Linked DNA regions of Homo sapiens: region 2 is linked to region 1. Evidence: chromatin loops called from intact Hi-C (ENCODE). Cell type or tissue: heart right ventricle. All regions are shown on one strand.

The links. Hi-C counts contacts between places; a loop is a spot of excess contacts. Peaks named below come from ENCODE experiments on the same cell type or tissue, not always from the same donor. Only the 100,000 strongest peaks of a DNase experiment are listed, where the experiment ranks them.
Region 2: a loop joins it to region 1, with 2.8 times the contacts of the local background. A loop is called at or near these places in 1 of 110 quality-filtered maps.

Annotation. Positions count from the first base shown.
Region 1 is chr15:40,250,708-40,255,707 of GRCh38, forward strand. It overlaps BUB1B-PAK6 (BUB1B-PAK6 readthrough), which reads left to right. Exons shown (of 10, transcript NM_001128629.3): 2 at 2,471-2,582. PAK6 (p21 (RAC1) activated kinase 6) reads left to right here. Exons shown (of 11, transcript NM_001395430.1): 3 at 2,471-2,582. It overlaps PAK6-AS1 (PAK6 antisense RNA 1), which reads right to left and starts at 2,252. Exons shown (of 2, transcript NR_168270.1): 1 at 1,951-2,252; 2 at 1-1,832. RefSeq lists a silencer at 2,234-2,323. In heart right ventricle, no CTCF peak of the experiment used is centred here; a DNase peak (open chromatin) is centred at 2,370; H3K4me3 peaks cover 1,697 bases; H3K27ac peaks cover 811 bases; H3K27me3 peaks cover 3,019 bases.
Region 2 is chr15:40,174,609-40,179,608 of GRCh38, forward strand. It overlaps BUB1B (BUB1 mitotic checkpoint serine/threonine kinase B), which reads left to right. Exons shown (of 23, transcript NM_001211.6): 5 at 1,869-2,065. The region is part of intron 2 of LOC107984763 (a long non-coding RNA gene); the gene reads right to left. Among named protein-coding and RNA genes, the nearest start is that of BUB1B, 16 kb to the left of the region's middle. In heart right ventricle, no CTCF peak of the experiment used is centred here; no DNase peak of the experiment used is centred here.

The DNA.
Region 1 (5,000 bases):
CAAAAGTACTGCTTGGAGCTGTGATTTGGGTATATAAGGCATTTGTAGTCAAAGAAAATAATTCACATATGCATTCATGAATCAGTAAAAATAATTTAGGGTGTCGATTCTAGGTTAGACAATATAATGCTTTCATTCTAGCTTTGGTTCATGGTTCATTTCAAATCCTCAGCAACCAATCTCTGCCACCTCCACGCAGCACATTCTGCTTCTGCAGCCAGCATTCGACCAGTGTACCCATGTCCTTGGGTAACGAATCTGTGGGGGGAGCCATTCTGGTATCACCTGGTCCCCCTCCCACTGCCCCCTCATCCAAGGCCTAGCAGTCAGCTTCCTGGGTGACCACAGGAGGTCAGAGTTTGTCTAAGCGGGTCAGGCCTACAGTATTGTCCACTCAGAGGAAAGAGAAAGAATCCGCGTGGGAAAGACACAAAGAGGAGGAGGAGGAGGCGACAGAGTAAGGGGAGGAGAACAGAAACTAAATATAAATATGTGTTGGGGATGTTGGGGATGGCAGCAGGGTATGGTTAGCTGGCTGGCTCCCACACCACTGTCCCACAGCACAGAGGGCCAGCATCTGCACCTGGCACCATGCTTTCCCTAGGAAAGCCGAGGGCATTGGGCTTGTGGTGCAGCCACACAGGGTACAGACCTGTTTGGGACTGTCAGGTTCCCACGGGTTGCCTGAGCTCTATTAGGTGGGCGCCTTAGAGTAAATTGTGTGAAACCAATACAGCCTATAATGCAAAAGATTGAGCCGTGAGTAGATTGATGCGTCTAAAGAATCAGTGAACAAAAATAAGTGGCCATAGTGACCTCAGTTAATCATTGAAGTCTGAGGTGCCCAACAATGATTTTTAAAATCCCTGCACTGTCCTTGGTCCCCGCTCTGTGACACTGGCAGTCACCCAGCCACCACTTGACGGCAGCCATTTGGAGTCCACATGTACTGAGTTTCCAAGCCAGAACTTCCTCAGCACTCAGCCAGAACACAGCCTTTCTCTGGGGGCCCAAGACAAGGAGAGCAAAGGTCTTCTCACTTCTTTATCTGGGGAAGAGATGAGTGATTCCTGTCCCTTCCCCCAGTATAGAAAACACCCTGTACCCCAAAAGAAACATGGCACAGGGGCAGCCAGGAGTGAGCCCCTTGGAATGGCCATTCTGATCTTAGGCAGGGACTGCTGAGGACAAGCAGAGGATGCCGACTCTGGGACAAAATCACAGGCGGAGGGGCTCCGAAACAGGCCCTAGCCGCTCTGGGGGTGCGGGTCTCCTGCCCTAGGACTCTCAGGCTAGAAAGTCCTCAGGACTCAGGACTGCGCAAGGGCTGACAAGGGAACTGGAATCCCTTAAATCCCGCTTTCCTGCCTGCGCAAGGGGCTACCCCAGCACAGTCTTGGGGCCCTGTCCACATGGGACAGATCATCCAAGGTGACAGGTTTTCCGACTCCCGCGTGGGCTCTCCAGGATGTGTGGGTGGGCACACGCGGCCCGCTCAGGTCCGGGAGAGTCGGCCCGCGGCTCTGGAGCGTGCATCTGCGATGCCAGTGAACGAGGTGATTACACACAGCCGGCGCTCAGCTGATTCTCCAGGTCGGGTCTCCGCGAGGCGGCCACTGGGCCGTGGAGCCGCAGGCAGGTCCCCGCGGCTGTGGCCAGGCCAGGGCCCGGAGGCGAAGGGCGGGCGGGAACTGGGGCCAAGCAGGTGGAGAGAAAGAGTTGAGCAGCACGGCGCCCCTCGGGCAGAGGGGCTCCTGGCCAAGGCCCCAGCGACACTTGGCAACTTCTCCCGCGCTCTGGGTTCGCCGCCGCGTCCTACCTGAGGCCACACCCTGAAATCAAAATCGCGGTCAGGTGAAGCCGGCGCTGCACCAACGTGTAAGCGCGGCCCCTCCTCGGCGTTCCCGCGCCGAGGTCCCTCCCGCGGAGGGCGGGCCCGGCTCCCACGACCTCTTCGAGCGTTCCTGGGCTTCCCGCTCCGCAGGTGGGTTCCCCGGCTGCCCCGGAGGTTCGCGGCGAGAGGACGGGCCTCCCAACACGCGCAGCCCCCTTCCTGGGTGCCCATGCCCCGAAGTTCGGGACCAGCCGGCGCCAGGCGAGGGGCCTTGGGCGCAGGCATCTGGAGCTCCGCGTCCCTGGAGCGGGACCTCCCTCCGCGGGCGCCCGCCCGGCGCGGGGCATTCGCGTCCCCGAGAGGGCGCAGCAGTGGGGCCTGCGAGCTGGGGCCGGGTGGCCGCGCCGGGTCGGAGTGTGGCTGGAGAGGGGCCGCCCCGGAAGCGGTGCTGCGCCCAACGTCCCCTTCTCCCCGTAAGCCCCGCAAGGAGCCTGCCGCCTCTTGCACCTGAGCCAGGAGTTCAGTCGGGAGGCGGGCGCGGAGCGGTTCCCAGCGCCTGGACGTCAGCCAGTCGCAACACCCGCGGGAACACTTGCTACATTTGCCATAATGCATTTCTGATCTGTTTCCGCGCAGGCCTGCGGAGGACTGGCCCAGCAAGGTCCCAGGTCTTCCCTCTCCTCAGCGCCTAAGAGAGAGGCCCAGTGCGGGTGAGGAGTCGCGAGGAAGAGGCGGAAGGCGCCGGAAGGTGAGTGAGCGAGCGGCCCCCGGCCCTAGAGCCTTCTGCACCCATTTTGAAGAGCAGGCAGGGAGGGACAGTGGGCAGGCAGGTGGCCCTCCTGGGCTGGCTCCTTCCTGGTACTGCTAGGCAGCGGAGGTGGTCCCTTCCAGGTGCCGTCTCTCGATCCTTAGTGGGTGCATGTTAAGTCACTTACACCACTTTGCCCCATGGCCCCACGGTAGGCTGGTAGACGTCAAGACCTCAAATGGCCCGCCCTGCCCCCGGGCCCATCTTCAGGTCTGATGCCTGTCCTGGGTGAGGGTGTCACCGCGGCAGAGTGCAGGGAATTCATGCCGGGGAAGAGGTTCCCAAACAGGAAGGGTGGTGGCAGGCCCAGTGGCTGTGCAGGGCAGGGTGGGAGGCAGCCGTGGGAGACTCCCGCAGGAGTTACAGGTGAAGCTGCCGCTCCACACATCCCAGCCCACCGCTCATTCCCCAGATCTCCAGACCTGCTCAGGTGGCATCCGATCTGGAGTGTAGGTGCTGCTGGGAGCACTGGAGGCTAAGCCATGAAGAGCTCCCAGGGTGTAGGTTGCGTTTTCTGTATCTTGCCCCATTCTGGTGGTTTTTTGGGGGCTTTTCTGACTTGTTTTTCTGGGTGAAGGGGGCAGAGGGGCTCAGGTCTGTGTCCATGCTCGTTTTTGGTGGCCGGTGTGGCATAGGTTGCCGCATTGGATAAGAAAACGCCTGGTTCCATGCAAGGTGAGGTTCAGCCTGCAGTGCCATGAATTCTCCTCCATAGTATATAGGACAGTGGCCGAAGACACATTTGGAACCGAAGAGAGTGGGGTTTGAATCTATCCAGACTTTGCCTTTGACTCCTTAGACAAGTTGCTTCACTTCTCTACAAACTTATAAATGGCCTCATCTGTAAAATGGGAATGCGAATGCCTTCCTCCTCATTAGGCGGTTGTGGGGAGTAACTGCCTCATCAGCCTCCAGCTGCTATGTTGGGAAGGGCTAAGCCACTCCAAGTTCTCCCATCCTGGAGAGCTTTGAGGGCAGTCTGGCTGTTTGGCAAGCTATTGTCAGAGGGTATTAGAGCAAAGCAATAGGAATAAAGTAAAGGTAGGGGTCCTTGGAGGGCGAGTAGTGAGAGACCCTAATTCAGGGTCTCTGGACCTCGTGGTGACCCAGGGAAGGGGCCATTCCTGGAAGAGGATCTGGCTTGGGCATCAGAAACAGCAGCGCCCCCTGCACATCACACATGTTCATGTGTTCATGGGTGACCCTGGAACCTCAACTGTTGCCTGGGATAGAGGGAGCCTCTGGCTTGAGCTTCCAGTCCCATCTCTGTTCTGCATAGCTGTGTGATCCAGAGCAGGTCACTTGACTTCTCTGGGCACTGGGCATTGTGGATGAGCCTGGAGTTTGGAGTCGGAGAGATCTGACTTTGAATCCCAGCTCCACACTTACTGTCTTGGACAATTACTTCTCTCTGAGCCTCAGTTTCTTCATCTGTAAAACAGAGCTCGCAGTAGCTACAATTAGCCATTAGATGTACTAATAAAAAGCACCTAGCACAGTCTATCCATGTGGTGGGCACTTTATAAGCATACCTTTCTTTTCTTGCCTCCTCCTTCTCTCTCCAGCTCCCTGCTGTCTTTAAAATGGGCCCAGGAAAGCAGGTTCAGCCCAACTCACAATGGTGTTGTGAGTGTAAAGTTGTGAGTGTTAAGGAGGTGAAATAGAGGTCTGGAAAGTTAAGAGCTGTAGAAAAAAAGGCAATCTTGTGATTAGGGATGCCAGAGGTTCCTTCTGCTTAGCATAGGGTTCCAATGCCAGAGGTTCCAATGCTTAGCATAGGGTCCTAGCTAGGCATTGAGGACCCTATGCTAAGGACTCAGACCTCTGTGTGCAGAGGCTGTTGAGAATCTAGGGTAGGCCGGGCGCGGTGGCTCACGCCTGTTGACACAAGTGACTGAATGAGCTGTATTACTGTATTCTTTTAAACAGCAGCCCATTATCTCTCCCCTGGGGATTCACTGGGGCCAGTGGTATGGGAATAGTGACAAAGGCAGAGAGCCCAAACATTTTGGCAGGTTGCATGTCATGCTGTCTGCCCTGGCCCATGCTGCATCTGTCTGGGTCCCTCAAGTGGGACAGCAGAGCCTCAGGGTCCTGCTCATCCTCCCAGGGCCTCTCCGCACTTCAGCACACTGACCCTGAGCAGGTTGTTTGAATCTTGTGGGCATCCACATGAGGGCCACAACCTGCGTCTAGGACCCTCCTCCCCCGCAGGTGACAGCTGAGCAGAAAAGCAGATGAAATTTCCTTCCCCCGTGTATTTTGGGAGCCAGGATAGGGTGCTGGGGTGCCACCTCTCCTGACTCTCAAGTCACGTGAAGAGGAGCAGATGGCAGACTCGGACCCCAGTAGAGGCTG
Region 2 (5,000 bases), 76 kb before region 1:
ATTTGGTAAAGTAACAAATGGTAGCTTCTCTAGTAGTAACAGAACTCCTAACTAGAACATTGAAATGCTATTTTTGACCAGGCATGGTGGCTCACACCTGTAATCCCAGCACTTTGGGAGGCCGAGGTGGGTGGATCACCAGGTCAAGAGATGGAGACCATCCTGGCCAATATGGTGAAACCCCATCTCTACTAAAAATACAAAAATTAGCCAGCCGTGGTGGCGGGCGCCTATAGTCCCAGCTACTCGGGAGGCTGAGGCAGGAGGATCACTTGAACCTGGGAGGCGGAAGTTGCAGTGAGGCGAGATCGCGCCGCTGCACTCCAGCCTGGGCGACAGAGTGAGACTCTGTCTCAAAAAAAAGGAAAAAAAATGCTATTTTTATGTGAATTTAGGGATTGTTTTTAATAGCTTCTAATGCTGATTAGAGTCTGGTGGAATGAGTATTTTTGCGAATTATTAAATTTTAGCATTAACAATTTTTACAACCTTCTCAGAAAGCAATTTGTTACCTTTTAACATAGTTCTAGGAATTTCTCTTAAGGGAATAATGTAAAATGTGAAAGGTTGTATGCATGAAGTTATTTTTTATAGAATTATTTATAATTGGGCAAAATTAGAAGTTGTTTAAATATCCAGAAGTAGATGAACAATTAAATTATGGAAGCTCTATTAGATGAAACATGATGCATTCATTTAAAAATAATAGTGAAAAGAATTCGAGGTTGCAGTGAGCTATGATTGCGTCACTGCAGTCCAGCCTGGGCAACAGAGCAAGACCTTGTCTGTAGAAATAAAAAAAAATTAAAAATAATGGTTAAGTGTAAGCAGCAGCGTGGAAAAGTGAATGATGCAGTATTATAGTGGAATAAAAGCAAATTTTATTATGATCAAAACTTTATAAGATAATACATATCCTTTCATCCTTAAGGGAAAAAAGACTGAAAAAATTTATCAAAATGTTTGTGATGTGAGGTTTTTAGTGATATTTTCCTCCCTCTTGCTAATAGAATTATCTACATTGTATATGGTCTCATAATGTCCCTTCTAAAACACAGATTTGACTATGTCATTCCTTTGCTTATCGCTCACCCACCCTAACACATACAACAATTACTATTAGGCAGATTCAAAATTGATTAGCTTGATATTCAAGACCTATCACAGCCTTTTTCTCCAGACAACTATCTAGCCTGGACCCCTACATAACTTTTAATTTTCTGTATCTTTGCTTATGCTATTTTCTCTGGCTGAAATACCCTTCCCTTCCCATTTTCCACCTGATAAAAGTCCATTTCTCCTTCAGGGCTAAGCTCAAATGTTAACCCCTTCCTCCCCCCTTTTTTTAATTTTCTTTAGAGACAGGGTCTCACTCTGTCACCCAGGCTAGAATGCAGTGGCACCATCATAGTTCACTGCAGCCTCAAACTCTTGGGCTCAAGTGATTCTCCTGCCCCAGCCTCCTGGGTAGCTAGGACTACAGGCGCCTTCCACCATGCCCAGCTAAAGTTTTAAATTTTGTTGTAGAGACAGGGTCTTGTTATGTTGCCCAGGCTTGTCTCAAACTCCTAACCTCAAGCGATCCTCCTACTCCTACCTCGGCCTCACAAAGTGCTGTAATTACAGGCAGAAGCGACTGCACCTGGCTTATTACTCCTTCTTGAAGCCTTTACTCTCCAACTCTTCTTACAAATCGCTCAGTTTTGCCTCTTTTTTAGGTCCTCCCAGTATGGTCCTTATCACATTGTAATAATAGATTTTTTTTTCAATACAGGAATTGCATGTAGTATCTCCAGTGATTGTTTGGCAACTAATAGGCATTCAATACGTGAGTAGAAATTGGTTAACTGTTAACACTTCTGTTACAGGGGCGTTTATGCAATGAGCCTTTGGATATGTACAGTTACTTGCACAACCAAGGGATTGGTGTTTCACTTGCTCAGTTCTATATCTCATGGGCAGAAGAATATGAAGCTAGAGAAAACTTTAGGAAAGCAGATGCGATATTTCAGGAAGGGATTCAACAGAAGGCTGAACCACTAGAAAGACTACAGTCCCAGCACCGGTAAACTTTCTTTGGAGCTTGTCTTAACTCTAAAAATAATAGAAATAAATTATCTCTTTTTTGCATCTGAATAAAGTGCTTTCTGGTGGATTGGCATGTTAAGTTTACTTAGTTACTATTCAATTTTTTTAAAGATATATTTTAAAAATTTTATTTATCATAGAGTAAAATCCACTCTTTGGTATATGGTACTAGGAGTAAAAAGACTTGTGATCATCATCATTAACAAGATACAGAATAATTTCACACCCCCCAAAAGAATTCCCTTTGTAATTAGTACCTATGCTGAACCCAAACCCCTGGCAAACACTGATTTATTCTCCAGCCTGTGGTTTTGCCTTTTCCAGACTGCCATATAAATGGAATCGTATAATATATAGCCTTTTGAGTTTGGCCTGTTTGATTTAGCATAATGCATTTGAGTTGTAAAAGTTCTTTATAGATTGTAAGTATAAGCCTTTGTCAGATATGTGATTTGAAAATATTTTCTCTCAGCTTAAGCCTGGTCTGTTCATTTTCTTAACTGTCTTTTTTAGAACAGAAGTTTTTAATTTTAAAGAAGTCTAATTTACAAGTTTTTCTTGTATGGATCGTGCTTTTGATGTTGTGTCTGAGAATTTTTTGTCTAGCCAAAGATTGTTACAGAGATTTTCATCTTCAAGTTTTCATCTTCAAGTTTTATAATTTCACTTTTTACATTTAGATCCCTGATCCATTTTGAGTTAATTTTTGTAGAGGATAGAGGTTAAGGTTCTTTTTTAGCATATTAATGTTCATTTGTTCCAATGCCAATTGTTGAAAAGACTAACCTTTCTCCATTGAATTGCCTTTATACCTTGATTTTTAAAAAATCAGTTGATCATATTCATGTAGGTTTATTTCTATTATTCTATTTTTTCTACCGATGTACGTGTCTATCCATTAGTGTTTACCATGCTATCTAGATTACTATACCTTTTATAGTAAGTCTAGAAATCAGATAAAATGAGTCCTCTAACTTTATTCTTATATTTAACTCTGGTAGTTCATTTGACTTTCTATATAAGTTTTAGAATCAGCTTTCTGGGATTTTGATTAGGATTATACAGGAATATGGTATAATTCTCCATTTATTTAGGCTTTTTTTTTTTTAAGTAAACTTTGGTAGATTTTTGTCTTTCAAGGAATTGATCCATTCATCCAAGTTAATGAGTTTGTGGGCATAGAGTTGTTCATAATATTCCCTTATTATGCTTTTAATGTCTGTAGGTTATATAGTGATTCTCCCTTTCTCCTGATACTGGTAATTTATGTCTTCTCAGTCTGGCTTGGATATCAATTTTACTGATTGTTTTAGAAAACCAGCTTTTGGGTTCATTTCATTGATTTTTTTTTTTTTTCTCTTAATGATTTTCTGTTCTTAATTTTATTTCTGCACTTTATTTCTTCCCGCTTGCTTTGGATATAACTTGCTCTTCTTTTTGTAGTTTAAGGTGAAAGCCTAGATCACTGATTCTAGACCTTTCTCTTTTTCTAATATAAGCATTTAATGCTCTAAATTCCCTTCTAAGCACTGCTTTAGTTGTATCCCACAAGTTGTGATATACTGTATTTTCATTTTAATTTAGTTCAAAATATTTTCTAGCTTACCCCGTGTCTTCCTTTTGACCCATGAGTTACTTAGAAGTGTATTACTTCAGTTAGGAAGTGTTTTTGGATTTTTCAGATATCTCTGTTATTGATATCTAGTTTAATTCCATAGTGGTCAGAGAACATAAGGTATATGGTTTCAAGTCTTAAATTTGTTAAGGTTTGTTTTATCACCCAGATTATGGTTTATCTTGGTGAATGCTTCATGTACACTTGAAAAATATGTGTATTCTGTTTTTTAGAGTGTAATATTCTGTAAATATAATTTAGGGCAAGTTGACTGGTAGTCTGTTCTGGTCTTCTGTATCATTGATGACTTTCTGTCTACTTGTTATATCAATTACTAAGAAGGGTTTTGAAGCCTCTTTGTGATTTTGTCTATTTCTTTTAGTCCCATCAGTTTTGCCTAATATATTTTGAAGTTCTTTTAGATGCATAAACATTTAGAATTGACCCCTGTATCATTATATAATGTCTCCCTTTATCCCTGATAATACTCCTTATTCAGAAGTCTACCTGGTCTGATATTAGTACAGCTATTCCAGCTTCCTTTTTGTTTGCATGATACATCTTTTCCCTTTCTTTACTTTTTAAAAACCACATTAAAAAAAAACCACTCTTAGAGTTGTATAATCATCATTACAATCTAATTTTAGAACATTTTTAACACCCTAAAATGAACCCCATGCCCATTAGCAGTCACTCTCCATTCCTACTTACCTCGCTCCTAGGCAACCACTACTCTGCTTTTTGTCTCTATGGATTTGCTTATTCTGGACATTTTAGTTAAATGGAATCCTACAATACATGGTCTTTTGTGATTGGCTTCTTTTACTTAGCATACTATTTCCTTTTTTTTTTTCCAGGGAGGGAAGGGTGGAACAGGGATTTTCAGCATACTGTTTTCAAGGTTCATCATAAATGAACATAGTTGTGACATGTATCAGTACTTTATTCCTGTTTATTGCCGAATGATATTCCATCATATGAATATTATTTATCCATTCATCAGTTAGTGAACATTTAGGTTGTTTGCACCTTCTGGCTATTACAAAATAATACTGTTATATTTGCGTAACAGGTTTTTGTGTCATTTTCTTTTTACCCTTTTGTTAAGCTAGTTGAATTTAGCAGTGGAGGGTTATATACCAACTTTAGTGACACTTATGTTAATTAGCTTCTTTAACTTTTAACCTATGTCTTTATATTTTTTAAGTGGGTTTCTTATACACAGCAAATAGTTGGGTCTTGTTTTTTCTGTGAACTCTAACAATATCTTTTTTGTTATGTTGAGACCATTTAATAG